Linked DNA regions of Homo sapiens: region 2 is linked to region 1. Evidence: read pairs that join two places in POLR2A ChIA-PET (ENCODE). Cell type or tissue: CD4-positive, alpha-beta T cell. All regions are shown on one strand. Each heading gives the region's core, and the rest is flanking DNA. Links, peaks and the distances in the headings are about the cores only.

Region 1 (2,912 bases), core at 245-2,744:
TGGCTGCCTCACGCTTGTAATCCCGGAACTTTGGGAGGTTGAGGCAGGAGGCTCTCTTGAGCCCAGGAGTTCGAGACCAGCCTGGGCAACATAGGGAGACCCTGTCTCTACAAAAAATAAAAAAAATTAGCTGGGCATGGTGGCTTGCGCCTGTTGTCCCAGCTACTTGGGAGGCTGAGGTGGGAAGATAGCTTGGGCCCAGGAGTTTGAAACTGCAGTGAACCATGATCCCGCCACTCCAGCAGGGGCGACAGAGAGAGACCCCGTCAAAAAAAAAAAAAAAAGGCCTGACTCTACCTAGACCAACTAAATCAGAATATCTTGGGGGTGGGGGTCCTGGCCTAATTAGTTCTTAAAGCTCCCCAAGTTAATTTTAATGTGCAGCCGCAGTTGAGAGCAATGTTGTACCCCTTGCTTCTCAAGGTGTGGTGCACAGCAGTAGCTGCATCACCTGGGAGCTTGTTAAAAATGCAGTCTCGGGTGCCACCGGATTCCCCAGATTTTCTAAATCAGACTTTTAACAAGGACCTCAGGTGATTTGTCCAAGTGATAATGTTTGAGAAGCACTACCAAGGAGCCAGGCAGGAGAGGGTGGACTTAGTGGTGCTCCTCCCAGCTTCCAGGGAAGTATGTGGTTGCTTGAATGGAGGCAAATCTCCACTCCTCCACGAGTCCAGATCTAATAGCTGGCTCAGCATTTTGCCAGGCTAGTGGGCCGGCATTCCAGTGTAGATAATGTAAATGTCTTTCTGCATGGACAAAATCCCCATCCTGAATAGCGACAGCAAAGCAAAGCAAGGGGTTCCATTCCATCGGGAAAGCTGGGACTAGCAGTATATATTTGCTAGGAGTCCTTTCTGAGGAGTGGGAACAATAGACTAAAGAATCAGCCCTCGCGGTCCTGTCACGTCCCTGCACCCAACTAACCGCGGGCTGGGCCTAGCCATGATTGCTCGCACTGTGAGCACTGCTGCTTGCGCAGGGAACCCGCCCTCAAAGCCACAGCGCCCTGAGATTCTCTCTACCAGCTCCCCACCCCCGCCCCACAACTCTCCTCCAGAAAAGGAAAATAAAAAGTGATCAAAAGTATTCCAATTCTATTATTGGTTTGGTTTCAAAATGTTGGCCCTGTTCTTTCGGGCTGGGCCAGGTGGGTAGAGCCGACACCCCCTTGTCTCGGGGCTCTGAGGCTCTTGAAAGCGCGGGAACCAGCGTGGGGGCGGGATCCCCAGTGCCCCCGGTGCGTAGGCGCACTGCCGCGCTGCCACGCCCTCTCCCGGCCCCTGGCCAGGGCAACGGTGCCAGGGGACTGGCGAAGGCGCGCGGTGGGCGCTGCACTGCCCCCCTCAGGGCGGGCGACGCGCTCCTTCGCGGGCCCAGCGCGTTCACTTCCTGGGCCCGGCTGGCACTGCCCTGCGCCGCCGCCCGTCAGTCCCGGTACCCCGCCAGGAAATGTCTTCTTCCTGGGAAGACGGCCGCTGTCTGCGGCAGTGGGTGGCAGAGTCTGAAACCAAGTCGCACAAGCCCTGGGAGACAGAAAGCCTTGTGTTTGTCTTGGGGACTGTTCCGTCAGAATGAGCAGCTTAAAAAATGTCGCCTGTGAGGTCTCAGCTCGTAAGTGCCCCTCATGCCCACCCCCGGGAGGAGGCATGAGGGTGGGGGAAGCATCTTCATGGTAGATAGAAGCTTAAACGCTGCAGAAGCCGCCCGCTCGCGGCGGCCAGGACGAGGCCCCTTCGAGGCCAGCTGTTTGCTGTGTAACTGAGAGCAGAGTCCTTTAAGGACACAGGCCATTGGGTAAACACCCTCCTTGTCCCTCAGGCAGCTGGGTGTGGACGGCGGCTGCCTTTGGCCGGGGAGGCAAGGGCACCCAGCTGTTACCCAGCCAATGAGGACACATAGCCTCTGAGAAAAGCACAAAGGTGGCCCCTCTAGGCTATCTCTAGGGGAAAAAATTACACACACACACACACACACACACACACACACACACACACACACTCTCTCTTAAAAGTCTTGTGCCTGGATGCTCAGCACTGGCCCTGGAGCCTGCACCCACCTGCCTCCTAGTTGGCAGTAGTTCCCTCACACTGGCATGGTCTCCACTGAGATACTGGCTCCTTCATGAGCTCATTCCCATCCTCTACCTTCTTCCTCCTGTTTCCTTAGTTTCTCTCATTCTTAACTTCTGCTTTCTTCATCTTTCTCCCCATTTGTTCCACCTCTTCCTCTTCTGTTTCTTTCTTCCTTTTCCATTCATTTAAAAATGCACTCACCATGCATTAAGCACTGTAGTAGTCAGCCTGGCTGCCATAATAAAAATACCAGAGACTGTGTGACTTCAACAATAGAAATTAATTTTCTCACTTTTTGGGGCTGGAAGTCCAAAATCAGTGTGCCAGCATGGTGAAGTTCTGGTGAGGGTTCTCTTCCTGGCTTGTAAGATGGCTGCCTTCTTGCTATGTCTTCACGTGGCGGAGGAAGAGAGAGAAAGATCTCTTCTTCTTATAAGGCTGCAGTCCTGTCTGCTTAGGGCTCCACCCTTATGACCTCATTTGACCTTAATTACCTGCTGAAGAGCCTATCTCCAGGTATAGTGATATTGGGGGTTAGGGCTTCAGCATATGAGTTTTTTGGAAGTTGTCAGAAGTCAGTCCATAGCAAGCACCTACAGGGATTGTTAGATCCCTAGGAGCTATAGCAATGGGGAAAGCAGCAGTGCAAACAGATGTGACCAATGTTGTTAACACAGTGTGAACAGAACATAGCAGGAGCACGAAGGGGCAGGGGTGAATAGGTGCCTCGAGAAATCAAAAAGGGCTTGACAGAGAAGGTGACATCTAAGGTATGAGAAGTAATTTGCCAGGCAGAAAACAGAAAAACTATATTTCAGGCAAAGGGAATAGCATGTG
Region 2 (2,912 bases), core at 94-2,593, 130 kb before region 1:
TTTCTTTTTTTAATAAGAACTTTATTGAGATATGATTCACATACCATAGGTCCCAATTTTTTTTTTTTTTTTTTTTGAGACGGAGTCTCGCTCTGTCACCCAGGCTGGAGTGCGGTGGTGCAATCTCAGCTCACTGCAACCTCCGCCTCCCGGGTTCTCCTGCCTCAGCCTCCTGAGTAGCTGGGATTACAGGCATGTGCCACCACGCCCAGCTAATTTTGTATTTTTTAGTAGAGACGGGGTTTCTCCATGTTGGTCAGGCTGGTCTCGAACTTCTGACCTCAGATGATCTGCCCACCTCAGCCTCCCAAAGTAGAGGATTACAGGCGTGAGCCACTGCGCCCAACTGATCCCTATTTAAAATGTATGATTCACTGGTCTAGAATATTCACAGAGTTGTACAATCATTATAACAATCAATTTTAGAGCATTTTCGTTACCCTTCCACCCTAAGAAACCCTGTAGCCATTAGCAGTCACTCTCCCTTTCCCCTGAACTTCCCCAGCCACACCCCTAGGCAACCACTAATCTACTTCCTTTTAGTACAGATTTCTCTCTTCTGGGTATTTCATGTAAATGAAATCATACAATATGTGGTCTTTTGTGACTGGCTTCTTTTACTTAGCATGTTTTCGAGGTTTGTCCATGTTGTACTATGTAGCAGTACTTCGTTCCTTTATATGGCCAAATGATATTCCATTATATGGATATACCACATTTCATTTATCCATTCATCAGTTGATGGACATTTGGATTGTTTCCACCATTTGATTATTATGAGTGATGCTGCTATGAACATTTGTGTACCAATTTTTGCATGGCCATATATTTTCATTTCTCTTGGCTATATACCTGGGAGTAAAATAGCTAGGTCACATGGTAGCTCTATGTTTAACCTTTAAGGTACTGCTGAACTGTTTTCCAAAGTGGCTGCACCATTTTATACCCCCACTAGCAGTGCCTGAGGGTTCCAGTTTCTCTACATCCTCTGCAACACTTATTATCTGACATTTTGAGTCTAGCCATCTTAGTGAATGTGAAGTGGTATCTCATTGTGGTTTTGATTTGCATTTCCCTGATGACTAATGATGTCGAATATCTTTTCATGTGCTTATTGGCCATTTTTATGTGCTCATTGGAGAAGTGTCTGTTCAGAGCTTTTGTCTATTTTTTAATTGGATTGTTTGTCTTTTTTATTGTTGAGTTGTAAGAGTTCTTTATGTAATCTGTATGCAAGTCTCTTACCAGATATACAATTTGCAAATATTTTCTCCTATTCCATGGGTTATCTTTTAATTTTCTTGATAGTGTCCTTTGGAGCACAAAATTTTTAAATTTTGATGTAGTCCAGTTTGTCTATTTTTTTCTTTTGTTGTTTGTACTTTTTGGTGTCATATCTGAGAAACTGTTGCCTAATCCAAAGTCATGAAGATTTATGCCCTTGTTTTCTTGTAAGAGCTGTACAGTTTTGGCTCTTACATTTAGGTTTTTGATCCATTTTGAGTTAATTTTTATATATGGTGTGAGGTAGAGGGTCCACATTCTTTCTTTTGCCTGTAGCTATCCAGTTGTCTCTGCACCATTTGTTGAAAGGACTATTCTTCTCCCATAGACTTGTCTTGGCACCCTTGTTGAAAATCTATAAATGTGAGAGTTCATTTCTGGACTTTCAGTTCTATTGTATTGCTCAATATGTCTGTTCTTATGCTAGTACCACGCTGTCTTGATTACTTTAGCATTGTAGTAAGTTTTGAAATCAGGAAATGTGAGTCCTCCAACTTTATACTTCTTTTTCATGATTGTTTTGGCTCTTCTGGGTGCCTTAAATTTCCGTATGAATCTTAGGATCAACTTGTCATTTATGAAAAGAAGCCAGCTGGAATTTTGATGGGGATTTCATTGAATCTATAGATCAATTTGGGGAAATATTGCCATCCTAACAAGATTAAATATTCTGAGCCATTTACATGGACTGTATTTTCACATATTTAGGTATGATTTGATTTCTTTCAACAACATTTTGTAGTTTTCAGAGTATAAGTTTTACACTTTTGTTACATTTATTCATAAATATTTGATTATTTTTCATGTTATTGTAAGTGAAATTGTTTTACTAATTTCATTTTTGGATTTTTCACTTGGAGTGTATTGAAAGACAATTGATTTTTATATATGGATCTTATACCCTAAAACCTTGCCAAGCTTGTTCATTAGTTCTTTTTTGTTTGTTTTTGTTTTTATTTTATGAGATGGAGTTTCGCTCTGTTGCCCAGGCTGGAGTGCGGCAGCGCCATCTTGGCTCACTGCAACCTCCACCTCCTGGGTTCAAGTGATTCTTCTGCCTCAGCCTCCCAAGTAGCTGGGATTACAGGTGCCCACCACCACACCGGCTAATTTTTGTGTTTTTAGTAGAGACCGGGTTTTGCCATGTTGGCCAGGCTGGTCTCAAACTCCTGACCTCAAGTGATCTACCCTCCTCGGCCTCCCAAAGTGCTGGAATTATAGGCACGAGCCACCGTACTCGGCCCTTGTTCATTAGTTCTAATAGATTTTTAGTAGTTTGAACTTTGTTTTAAAATAGAATCATACTTTTTTTTTTTTTTTTTTTTTCTGAGACGGAGTCTCGCTCTGTCGCCCAGGCCGGACTGCGGACTGCAGTGGCGCAATCTCGGCTCACTGCAAGCTCCGCTTCCCGGGTTCACGCCATTCTCCTGCCTCAGCCTCCCGAGTAGCTGGGACTACAGGCGCCCGCCACCGCGCCCGGCTAATGTTTTGTATTTTTAGTAGAGACGGGGTTTCACCTTGTTAGCCAGGATGGTCTCGATCTCCTGACCTCATGATCCACCCGCCTCGGCCTCCCAAAGTGCTGGGATTACAGGCGTGAGCCACCGCGCCCGGCCAGAATCATACTT

Evidence for each region. Peaks named below come from ENCODE experiments on the same cell type or tissue, not always from the same donor. Only the 100,000 strongest peaks of a DNase experiment are listed, where the experiment ranks them.
Region 2: POLR2A ChIA-PET joins it to region 1 with 6 read pairs; 3 of 35 experiments call an interaction of 5 or more read pairs at or near these places.

What each region holds. Positions count from the first base shown.
Region 1 is chrX:129,676,831-129,679,742 of GRCh38, reverse strand. It overlaps LOC105373334 (a long non-coding RNA gene), which reads left to right and starts at 1,273. Exons shown (of 2, transcript XR_938580.4): 1 at 1,273-1,614. RefSeq lists a silencer at 1,189-1,368 and an enhancer at 1,599-1,768. In CD4-positive, alpha-beta T cell, for the core only: a CTCF peak has its summit at 1,288; DNase peaks (open chromatin) are centred at 972 and 1,312; H3K4me3 peaks cover 1,109 bases.
Region 2 is chrX:129,807,153-129,810,064 of GRCh38, reverse strand. The region is part of intron 10 of ZDHHC9 (zDHHC palmitoyltransferase 9); the gene reads left to right. Among named protein-coding and RNA genes, the nearest start is that of SASH3, 29 kb to the right of the region's middle. In CD4-positive, alpha-beta T cell, for the core only: no CTCF peak of the experiment used is centred there; no DNase peak of the experiment used is centred there.